2 separate regions of the Homo sapiens genome follow, and region 1 is linked to region 2. A link is a contact called in ENCODE POLR2A ChIA-PET data. All regions are on one chromosome and are shown on one strand. The core of a region is the stretch at or near the end of the contact, and the rest is flanking DNA. Distances in the headings are between cores, read along the strand shown. Region 1 overlaps INPP4B (inositol polyphosphate-4-phosphatase type II B). Region 2 overlaps INPP4B (inositol polyphosphate-4-phosphatase type II B).

Region 1 (6,229 bases), core at 1,632-4,131, 100 kb after region 2:
AAGCATTTTATTAAAAATTTTTTAAAAAAGAAAGCTGACTGGGCATGGTGGCTCACACCTGTAATCCCAGCACTTTGGGAGGCCGACGCAGGCAGATCGCTTGAGGTCGGGAGTTCCAGACCAGCCTGGCCAACATGGTGAAACCCCGTCTGTACTAAAAATACAAAAATTAGTCAGGCATGGTGGTACACGTCTGTAATCCCAGCTACTCAGGAGGCTGAGGCAAGAGAATAGCTTGAACCCAGGAAACAGTGGTTGCAGTGAGCCGAGATTGTACCACTGCACTTTAGCCTGGGTGACAGAACGAGACTCGTCTCAAAAAAAAAAAACAAAAAAGAAAAAAAGAAAAAAAAAACCCTTTAACTCAAATGCCTTTTAGTTCACATGTCTTTAATAATCTTTAATAAATAAAGCTAATTTTAAAATTATTGATAAAGTAAAAATGTCTTCCAAATTAGACATTTGGTCAAAACTGGTCAGGCAGGTCAGATACTGTCTTTGCTACTTGTTTGAAGGTTATAAACCACTTCTGTAATATTTTTTAGAATTGTTTAACTTGTCTGTTTTGGAGGCATTTGATTCTAGGCTCTAAACTAATAGGCAGGGTAAACTATGCTGGGAAGGGTCAGACATTATCTGCAGCTTCGTCCTTTGTGGTGAGCTCCGCATCTGATACATAATTAAAATTGCACTAATTTTTCAGTGAACCCTTAGAGGGTTCACGCTGAGAAGAGCCTACAGCCCCTACACTTTCCCTTAACATTTTTGAAAAATATATTTGCTTTTACTGCATGTATAGGGAGAGATATCAACTAAAAAGTCCCTCAGAAAAAATATTTTCTCTACTGGGAGCAAAAACATAAGAAAAACCACTTTCTGGTTTAAAAACCCTACCTGTCACTATTGATCCAGTAATAAAATAGGGTCTTGTGGTGGGGGTAGGGGTATTATTCTGCACCTATAAAGTCAAGGATATTTGCACAAATAGCAACACAAGTTAATGTGCCTACAACACCTTCATAATCATTCACTTTTTTTTTAGTATTAACACTTATTCCCATGTAGTAAAATTATAAAATTATGTATAAATTCTACAAAACATTACCTGACAAAATAAGTTCCCTTATGGAGACATCAAGATCACTGACCCTATTTCAGAATAGCATAAAGATAATAAAGTTCTAAAACTGAGTTTCAACAATGACCCAGGAACTGAAGGGTCCCTAATATGAAGCTAATTCTCAAACAGCCTTGCCAAAGTTAAAGCAAAGATTCTGTTAGCCAGAAATCCCAAAACAAACCTTCTGCCAAATTGAATAGCAATTTTGTTTCCCTAAAAATAAAAATTTTTAAATTAATACATAGAAGTGAGTTTTAATAATGCCAAAAATATTATTTCCTATGTAAAACATCTAAATGTCTTAGTTCTTACTGTGCTTTTCAAGCAAAGGATAGAATGTAATGCAGCTGTCACTTCCCTAATATAATTATCTGAAAATTATCAGTTTATTTTTAAAATACTATGCATAAATTTATGATGAAAATAACTAGTTGAAAGAAAAATAAGATGTTCCATCATGTTGTTAGCAGCATGCCTCAAAGGCAGGAACCTACCCAACAGATACGATTTAATAAACTGTGCAATAGAATTTAAATCAGTTATATAATGCTCATTAAGACAATGACAGTGCTCTATCCAACAGAGCACTAAGTTACTACAATCAAATCTTAGTTGTCAGGCATAATGCTTGAAGGAAATAAAAATATTTTACCCCAAAATATACTTATTTGGCATATTTTAAGATGGATATCCAGAGGGCTACAAATTCCCCTCAACCCCTATAGGCTCAAGGCAGTGTTTCTTATCTTGATGTGGGATCTCAAGGGAAAGGCGGGCCAGGATAATCCAAAACCTAGACACTGTGGATCAGATGACAGATCAAGTTCAAGGAGAGCCAGCTGGGACTAGGAGAATTAGACAGGTGCCCCTGGATTGAGCAAGAAAATGTTGAGTATTGACAAAGTTATCAGACGAGGAAAGGTTAGAAAGGTCCCAGGAGCCTAGAAGGGCAGTGTTTACAGTCCAGGAAGTCAAATAATGACACCAGCATATTCGATGGATTAAGGCACACTCTGATTCTAAAACAGATCATTTCCTCTGTGCCCTTTTCCATGTGTCTGATAAGACAGAGAGTGTGCCTGGTCCTACTAGCATTTATACCATCCTCAAGGGGCCAGAAAGCCCCAGGAGAACTTTCCAAGAGATCCTCATGCAACAACCCACCTTGTTCCATAACTGTGCCCAGCAGCTCAAGGGAACAATTATAAACAAGGATACCACCCCCAAAGAGTAATAAAATCTAGCTGAGGGGACAAAATATACACAAACATCAGTGCAAGGCACTAACTGACCCAGGCTGTAATTCTGTGGTACAGATACTCCCTTTCCCCACCCCAGCCCTGACATCTGTCTCCTACACAAACTACACCTTCAGTGCTTGCCCAACTTTGTTGCTTACTTCACTGCTTACACCCACTTAAACTGGGTCATCCTGGCATCTGCAGTGCCCACTCAACCCTGCGTCCCTCTGCCTTGCCATCAGCTACTACTTATGTTGTTCTCCAAACATTTCAAAACCAGGCACTACACAGCCATCGACTTCTGATCCTAATTCACCATGTCCTTTACAGCCAGCCAGTAGAGAGGCTCAGTAAGAGGGCAAATTGGATAACACCAAGGCTGTCCAAGAAAAGCAGGTTTATAGTTCCATTCTTTTATTGTAAAATTACTTATTAAATTACTTCCCTTTGCATGTTTTACTTGTTTTTATAACAGTGCTTTCCTCTAGCAAGGAAGTAGATAAAACCACAGTGTGCAGCCCCGCACACTCCACTGTATGTGTTTATTCTTAGAATGGTAAGTCAGAGAGAGTGGAACACTGGCAAGCTTTCACCTGCTTTTAGTTTAAAAGGATGTCAGTTACAGTTTATTATCCCAATGATGCATTTTTAAAAATTCTTACAATCATATTATATACATGTGATGTTGATGTCAATCATAAGCAGCCTAAGTTACATTGTTATTAAAATTACCTGTTGTACAATGCTTCATATTTTCCAGGAAAAGGAGACATTTAAATTATATGGTTTTGGTGAAAACACATCGGTAACTGAACATGGGATGAACAACCTCTATATCATTCTCCCTTTTAATACTGTTAGGCTTTCCCCAACCCACACCAATGCCATCAACCTTGCTCCCAGAAAAGCTACCTAAATTCTCTGAGTTGCCATTCATAAAAACAGAGTCTGGGATCAACTGTGAAAGTGAATTATATACATGAGTGAATAAATCAAAATAATACTCTAACGAAATAGGTAAGCCAAGTTTATTGTTTCTGGCAGTAGGCTTTAACCATGTGATAATGTTCTGTTGATTTTCTCTTAAAAATGTCATCCAATTACATAAAACTGTCAATCAATCTTAATCAAACAAGATTTGGACAATGGATTCTTGCTGGGCTTTTCTATATGATTAAACGATAGGAACTTATTTGCTTTATTACTTTATATGGCCAAAGCATATACTGGAAACCTACAAGAAAAACAGGAGACAAAGGTGAGCTACAAGCAAGGAACTGAAGAAAATGCAGCCATGGAAATTTCCCAATATCATGAGTTATTCAGATTTCCAAGCTGGATCAAGTAGAAATCCTAGAACATGAGGCATGGGTAAAAGTTCTTAAATAGGGCCAAGACATTACAAATCCCTTTCTAGGCCATGACTTACTTAAATCACATTTTGTTCCTGTATTCATATGTAAATAACAATAATAATAAAATCCTTATCAGATAAACTCAGAGTTTTAAAGACTACATTTGAGAATTTCAAATTCCTAGAATACTGAATATTTAACAAAACAAGGGCTATAATTTAAGGTTAGCTTCTTATAATATGAAACATGCTTGAATTTAAAAAGAGTATAATGCAAGAAGACTGGCTGTGAAAATTTTAAAATTCTAATCTGCTTATAAAACACTCAAGCTGAAATAAATCTTGGCTGTAATTAAGATAAGTAACCACAGCTATAGGGCTACTGTTAGCATGAACATGCCCTTACCAGTAAGAGAAAACAATTAAGTTACAGATCTTACAAGTTATAAACAATTTTTTTCTGAAACAAATCCATCATTTTTATTGATTTGAAATCAATAGAGTTTTCATAAATTATTTCTCATAGAAAAAAAGACATACGAGATTAATTTTTAAATCTTAGCACTGAAAGGGTAGGTCACCATTTCTCCTTCCAGTGTTATTCTTGTCATAACTATTTGAGATTTCAATATCCACAGATATGATCTTGCCTTTTGTCTTAAATGATTGTCTCCACTTTATTAGGACTATTCATTTTCATTACCAGACCCTAGATCTTGTCACTACCAATATCTGGACTTTCTGCAGATCTCAATCACAAGCATCTCATTTCCTAATTTTTCTAACTCCCATTCTGTGTCCAACAATCTTTAAGCTGCATCAGGGTCTACTGAGGAATCTGGGTTTTGGCTAAAAACCTACTGTGATCTTTCAGGCCTAACCCCAGGCAGTTACAAAGACTTTTCCTGGCAGACCTGAACTACCTTCCTCATACCAGACTTGGTGTGCAGCTAGTGCATTGCTGAAAGGAGTTGCAGTCACAGACTCAAGCCCCCAGGGCTGGCCATGCTCTTATGCATATCCGTGTTCTTAGCTCAGCAAGAAGGCCTTCAGGAACCTCTGCTAAGAACTTATCATTTGGAGGAGCTGAAGGGGAACCTTGAAGACACTTTTCTCCACTCTAGCTCAATAATTTTTTACTCCTACCCCTTCCTTTTCACCCTTTTCCCTGGGCCCCTAGTATATAAAACTAAAGGAGACTTTTGTTCAAGACTCCCTCAGCAGTAAAGCAATTCCCCACATGTATTGATTCACTTGACCCTCAGATATCCAGTACTGTTTCACGGGTAAAATGGACAGAGGTGGTGCATGGGTGGGGTGGAAGTGGGAAGTGGTAGAGACAGTGGTCAGAACTTTCTCTGGTTTAGCTTCTTGCTTATACTATCACAGTGAGTGATTAAATGTTAGAGCACTATTTCATTGTGGTTTATTGTCATAATCAGCTATTCTGAAGCATGGTAGCACAGCACAGCTCTCTCCAGCTCAGCTTGGCCCCTGACATCTACAATCCATTGTACAACCACCTTTTCAATATACCTTCCCTCCTCATGTCCTCATTTCCATTCTTATCCAGCTTAAATGTCATGGTTGTTTATTGCATTCAGCCATATCTTTATACCTCAAACTACCATGACTCTCTTGTGCTTCATTATGCTCACTTGGGAAAATCATGAGCTTGGTAATCACAGAGCTTGGTAAATCACAGAGCTCCACCTACTCTGTCCTTTTACCTGTGTGGTTGAATGTGTCTGGAGAAAATCCCATAACCATACTGGCCAGCGTTGCTTTATATCCATGATCTTTATCTTCAATGGCAAATATATTATACATCCCTGATCCATTCACTCATGCATATACCTCAAATTCTATTAAATACTTTTGTCTCCTATTAAACATCTGACACCCCCTCCATCTTTATGTCTCTCTGACACTGTGCTTCCTATTTCAGTAAGAAAATATAAGCAACTGGAAGATATGCAAGCTCCCATCAAAAGGTATGCAATATCTAGACCCTTTTAACAACCTCATCTGCACTTGTATATCTTGCCTCTTCTCCATCATTGTGAGTCAACTCTATATGCATTTGTCTAAAACTAACTCCAATTTATACTAAATCTCAACTCCTCTTGCCTACTCAAGGGCATCATTTTAGCATTTTTTTTCTACAGTTTTCCCCTCTCCACCAGTTCTTTTTCATCAGCATACAAACAATCTATTACTTCTCCCATCTTAAAAGAACAAAACAAAAAAATTTTATTCAGCAACCACCCTCTTTCTCTCTCTCCCTGTATAGTAAAGCATCTTACTAGATTTGCCTATACTCATGGTTTTCAAATTTTCTTCTCCAATCCTTTCTTGAAACCATTCCAATCAAGCTTTGGGACTCATCACTTTATCAAAAGTCTGATGATGCCAAGTAGTATCTTCTAAAACCGCAACAGGGAGAAAAAAAACCTAGTGTCACAATAAATGAGGAATTTGAACAATACATGGATATGGGTAATAATAAACTTT
Region 2 (6,215 bases), core at 2,419-4,918:
AAATAAGGTATCAATATTAGTCCACTAATTATACTAAATGTACCACACTTGCACAAAATGTTAATAATAGGGGAAGGCTTATATGAGACACATGGGAACTTTGCATAATACCTGTCCAACTTTTCTGAAAATCTAAATTTTTTTCTAAAATTAAAAGTTTATTTTAAAGTTGAGTTGCAGCAAATATGTGTTTTTCCAAATAATTTTTCCCAGGTGACAGCCCAAGAATGTAGGTGTGTAAACCAACCATTCTTTAGAACTCCAATATACAATTGCTTTTAGAATGGTTTCTCCAAAGGCTTCCTAATATATTCGACTTCACTATTTTAAGATTGAAAAATAATAATTAGCATTTAGCACATTGACACTTGGCAGTCTTCTCTTGTTTTTTAAGGTAAATGAAACAATTCAACAGATACTTTCAAATAAAAAACTCTTATTTTTCTAATAATAAGAAAGTTATTTAAAAAGCAACAAATGACAAAGATCTGTGTTATTTGTTCAAAAGATCTTAAATAACCATCATTCAATAAACACATTTAAGTAAATGAGTGTATATTAAGTTTTCTTCTTTCTATTTCTATGGAATCAGTTCAAGGTTCCTGCTACCCATAGACTAGAAATATTTTCTTTAAATATTGTATGAGAGATTTGAACTTAGGCAGTCATCATTTTTTTCTTTTTAAGTGGAAGCATAGTGTGGAAAAGTAATTCAAGCCTTTTTCAGGAAAGACCTTGAAATAAGACTGATTTTATTCTTGTTGGATTGGAGTAAGGAAATGCTGAATTTATAGGATCAAAGACCGTCATAGGCTGGGTGCGATGGCTCATGCCTGTAATCCCAGCACTTTGGGAGGCTGAGGTAGGAGGATCGCTTGAGGTCAGGAGTTCAAGACCAGCCTGGGCAACATAGTGAGACCCTATCTCTACAAAATAAAAACAAAAAATTAACCAAGTGTGGTGGTGCATGCCTGTTCTCTCAGCTACTCAGGAGGCTGAGACGGGAGGATCACTTGAGCTAGGGAGTTCAAGGCTGCAGTGAGACATTATCACGCCACTGTACTCCAGCCTGGGTGATACAGTGAGATCCTGTTTTTAAAAAAAAAAAAAAATGGTAGTGTAAATTAAATTATGAAAGGGAGGATTTTAGGGAAAAACTAGTCTGCATCATTTTTACCATTTATTTAAAATGTGAGGCAGTAATAGTGCATTAGGGAGTCAGAGGAAGTTTAATCCTCACAGATGATGAGGTAAAATAGGGAGATTAGAAGGGATTATTTCAAAGATTCTATGCCTGCAACTGACCTCCTCACCCTCCCCTGCAAGTTTCCTCACTCAGTCACCTCTTATACTTCTGTTCTTTAACCTTCTCAGAATTTATCACCACTTGACCTTTTTCTTTCTCCTTATCAGCCCCCACTTGACCTTTATTCTTCCCATCTACAGACCTACCCATCATGTTAATGACTCTCTGGCCAATATCTTCAATTTTCTCATCTCACTTTCCTGATATAAATTTCAATCCTGTATCAGTCAACTCTCTACTTTCTCATTGCTGGACCCTAGGCCACTGCATATGGCTGGCAAAAATCACCACCCTGTAGCCTGGTGCCAGTAAAACTCCATGGACTTTTAGCCATAATGGGACCTAGAATACAGCATGCTTTCCATTCTTCCACTTTCTCTCTTTCTCCATAGAATTTATTTTTCTCCTTTTATAACAATATTATTATTATCGTTGAATTATTCCATGTTCATTTAAGAAAATAAGCAGCATATAAAATAAAAAGTCAAAGAATCCCTTCACTCTATTTCCTACTCCATAGTTATTTATATATTATTTCAGAATGTTCTCAGCATAAATACACACACACACACACACACGCACAGGATCACACTTTAAATGGTATTGAACTATTTGTTTTATTGCTTATTATATCTTAGATCTTTTCATATCTCTACAACCAGATTTTCTTAATTCTTTTTAATAACTAGATAGTATACATTTTATTGGTATGCCATAATAAATTGAACTAGTTATGATTGGTGAACATTTAGAAATTTACCAGAATCTGAATTCATGTTTTCTAATTTGTAACATGAGAATAAAAATATTAACAATTCCATTTAACTCAAGCATTGTAAACAATGTTGGAAAATGAAACAATTGACAGCATTTGTCATAAAAAGGAAATAACATTGCACCAGACATTTCCCAGTGTAGATCTTTATTCTTCTGTTGAATTATTTCTTGAGGTAAATTTTTAGAAATGTGTTTACTGAGGCAAAGTAAAGAACATTTTTATAGTGCTTGATATGCATTGCCATTTTACATTTTAAAAGGTTTGCATCAATGTCCAAGGCCTACAGCAATAAAATAATAGCTAATATTTTTCAAGTGTTTATTAACTCATTTGTTTCTTACAAAAATTCTGTAAGGTGGATATTATGGTCAATTCCATTTATTCAGATGAGAAAACAGACACAGAGAGAAAGCAGCTTGCTCCAAATTACATGGTTAGTAAGGTGTGAAACTGGATTTAAATACAGACAGCCTGACTTTGGGGAGCTAGACCACTTATTATTGCCTCTCATTGATTAGCTACATGTATTATATCAAACATTTAGATGTTATAATTCTGGAGGACAATAAAAGGGGAACATGAGGCCGGGCATGGTGGCTCACACCTGTAATCCCAGCACTTTGGGAGCCCGAGGCGGTTGGATCACCAGGTCAGGAGATCGAGACCATCCTGGCTAACATGGTGAAACCCCATCTCTACCAAAAATACAAAAAATTAGCCGAGTGTGGTGGTGGGCACCTGTAGTCCCAGCTACTCGGGAGGTTGAGGCAGGAGAACTGCTTGAATCCAGGAGGAGGAGGTTGCTGTGAGCCAAGATCGCGTCACTGCACTCCAGCCTGGGCGACAGGGTGAGACTCTGTCTCAAAAAAAAAAAAAAAAAAAAAAAGAAAGGCAGAGCATGAATGCAGTAAACACTATCTCAAAGTTGCTTCATTTTTATTTATTTGACTATTAGCTGTAATGACTTTTCCATTGTTTCGGTTATTGTCATTATTTTGCATTTTTTTGTATTTTACATAAAATGCCTATTTACGTAAGTTTTCTGTAATAGTGGAAATTACATAAATTTGGTACATTACCTAATTTTTAGTTATAGGGAGGTAGATGTTGAGCATTTACTCTCTTAGTGGTATTTCCTCTCCCTGCCTATTTGTTCCTGAATCTTGCCCTTGGATGAAGTGACTCCTTAGGCAGCTCCCACAGAGAGTCTGGGCTCAACAGCCACCTTCTTGCTAAAAGATTCTACAGCTACCAATTAATATATTAATGACAGAGGACCTAGAATGGTGGAATTTTTAAAATTTCCCCTCTGTGAATACACCTGTCCTTGAAAATGGCCTCAGTAGTGTATAAAGGTCAAAGGCTAGTCAAAATTATTTTTATCATAGCATGATGGAATGTCAAAGTACAAATGTATACAGTTGAACTATACTTAATGGGAACAGAAAACTTATTTTATGTTTATCCAGCAAAAATTGGTTTTTTTGAGAAGAAGAGAGAGTACTATTTTTTATTTTACTTTGGGAAAGTAAACAAACAGAACTGCCCTGAACAAACCTGGACATACAGTCACCCTGGCCAAGGTAAACAATCAACTTGGCAAGGTACAAGTAATTAAGCAGTCATTTGAGGGAACAAATTTTGCTTTGCTCTTCACAGCAGGAGCTTTCCCTGCATTTTTGGTCACTTAGCATCATTTTCCTTATTATAAATCCACCTGACTACTTCTTTATGAAAAGCCAAGGTAGATTCTATGTATTTATTTATTTATTTATTTTTATTTTTTGAGATGGAGTCTTGTTGTGTGGAGTGCAGTGGCACCATCTTGGCTCACTGCAACTCCACCTCCTGGGCTCAAGCCATCCTCCCACCTCAGCCTCCTGAGTAGCTGGGATTACAGCCACACACCACCATGCCCAGCTAATTGTTGTATTTTTAGTAGAGACAAGGTTCCACCATATTGCCCCAGGCTGGTCTCAATCTCCTGGCTTCAAATGCCTGCCTCGGCTTCCCAAAGTGCTGGGATTATAGGCATGAGCGACACCGCCCAGCCAAATTTCTTTTTTTTAATAAAAAAAGACCACAATAATTATTCCCATGTCTGCTTGTCATATGATTCTTCCACTTAGTCCATTAAAGATAAAATCTATATTCTTCCCTTGAATCTGGACTGGTCTTGTGACTTGCCTTGGCCAGAAACATGTGGAGGAAGTGATATTATGTGATGTTTGGGACCTAGGCCTCCAGGCACTTTGCAGCTTCCTCCTTTATCCTCTTAAAATGCTGCCCTGAGACCAATGACATATGAAGAAGCTCAGAATGAAGCCTTCAGTAGCTGGGCCAATTTGTCCTAGCAAAGATCAGCCCTAGCTGACCACCAGCTGAGTGACTGGGCCCAGGTAAGGCCAGCAGAAGAGCCATCCAAAAAACCCACAAACCTGTGAGAAAAGTGACTCACATTTTGTTTTAAGCCAGTATGTTTTGGTCAATTTGTTATATAATAAGCGATAAACAATGTTTAAAATTGCAAATGGAGAAAAAAGGTAAGAAAGAGAACTTCCCATTTATACTTGTAGTTTAATAACAACAATAAAGCCATTTGGGATTCATCTAAAATACCAAGTTTTAAAGACTGTGCAGGTTTTAAAACCACCACAATCCTTAGCACATGGCCTCTCTGCTATCAGCTAAAGCAGCATGCTTGCCCTGGCCAGTTCTTTGTGGAAATCAATAAAGTAGAAGGCTTAGTTTGTAACAAGTCAGGGACCATGCTCATATCCCTGCAGGCTTCACAATACGCAGATTGAAGTGTTTTATTTTCTGCTTTTTGTTTTGACCTCCAAAGTTACTGTCATCTCAGTTACCCTCAAACGAGCAACATCTTTTCCTGCCTAGGCTCCACAGCCACTGTTATGTAGTAAAAGCTACAATTATGATGGACTAAGTATTGGACTAGAGGATTTACATAATCTTATCCAACTCTCAAAACACAGAGATATAAGTGACATTGGAGAAAATAAATTCCTTGCCCAGATTTTCCCAAATAGTAACTGTCAGGACCAGGACTGCAATTCAAGGACTATCTTACCCCCGGAACTTGTAGGAGTTCCTGTTTATTATTATTCTGTCTTAATGTTCAAATGAAGAAGGTTCTGATTTCTTCAAAGAGTCTTTAAGATCTGCAGATTTCATGTTTCCACACATGGACAACAATGAACTAACAGAACTATCTTAACTATGTGGATCAACGGTGACACCAGTTACTGGGGGTAGGGATTAGGTGTTCTTAAACATTTCATAATAAATTGTCTATGCTTTTCAGATAATGTCAGAAAAATAATAATTGAGATAAATAATGAGGTAAGTAGGCCTTAGATGAGTGAAGCCTACTAGGTGATTTTTCACTTGAATGACTCCTTGAATCACTCAGAACTCTTCTTTATCCTAAACTAGAAAATCCCCTCTTAGGTAGGATTAAATTCTGGAAGGTGGTTGTCAGCAGGTTTCAAAATCAGACATGCTGCATATAAATCCATGAATCTGTAAGCTCCTTTCTATTTGGAGAAGCTTAATGACTATCATAAGTCATTTAAGAATCTGTGGTAACTCATTAACAGTTTATATACACTGTGATAGAATATCTATTTATCTTTAAGACTACTGTGTCTTTTTCTGAAACAACAAGATCTATAATAGGCAACAGCAACTAAAATACCTCCAAGCTGGGAGCTAATTCCCTTTTATAAACAAAAATTTACAGTTTGAAAACAAAACGTTCCCAACTCCACAGAAAATTTATTGTAGAATTGTCACTATTCTAGTATAAAAAACAAAACAAAACAAACAAAAAAATGAAGACAGTCTTCCTGCATCAAGAAAAGTGAAGCAATTCTAGTTCAAGATGGCTAACTAGAAACATTGCACACCTGTCCTCCCCAGAAAGAAAAACCAAAATTATGAATAATCATACCATGAATAGAACACCTAGGAGAGGACACTAGAGTCCAACAGAGAACTCATGGGGACCACTAGAGGCACAGAAGGAGAGGGAAGCATGCAGCCAGCTCAGTTGATATTGGCCAGGAGCCCCCAGGGGCTTGGTATTACAGGGAAAGGGTAAGTGAGAGAACT

The links. ChIA-PET counts read pairs that join two places held with the same protein, here RNA polymerase II (POLR2A).
Region 1: POLR2A ChIA-PET joins it to region 2 with 10 read pairs in activated naive CD4-positive, alpha-beta T cell. The contact joins two enhancer-like sites. POLR2A ChIA-PET finds 5 or more read pairs at or near these places in 6 of 52 experiments (CD8-positive, alpha-beta T cell, GM12878, MCF 10A and 3 more).

Annotation. Positions count from the first base shown.
Region 1 is chr4:142,694,055-142,700,283 of GRCh38, forward strand. All of the region lies in intron 2 of INPP4B (inositol polyphosphate-4-phosphatase type II B), which reads right to left. Among named protein-coding and RNA genes, the nearest start is that of INPP4B, 150 kb to the right of the region's middle. Within about 2 kb of position 2,882, at least 2 of the 41 ENCODE cell types and tissues checked have a DNase peak (open chromatin) inside an H3K27ac peak, as active enhancers do.
Region 2 is chr4:142,592,008-142,598,222 of GRCh38, forward strand. The region is part of intron 2 of INPP4B (inositol polyphosphate-4-phosphatase type II B); the gene reads right to left. The region is part of intron 2 of LOC101927613 (a long non-coding RNA gene); the gene reads left to right. Among named protein-coding and RNA genes, the nearest start is that of INPP4B, 250 kb to the right of the region's middle. Within about 2 kb of position 3,669, at least 2 of the 41 ENCODE cell types and tissues checked have a DNase peak (open chromatin) inside an H3K27ac peak, as active enhancers do.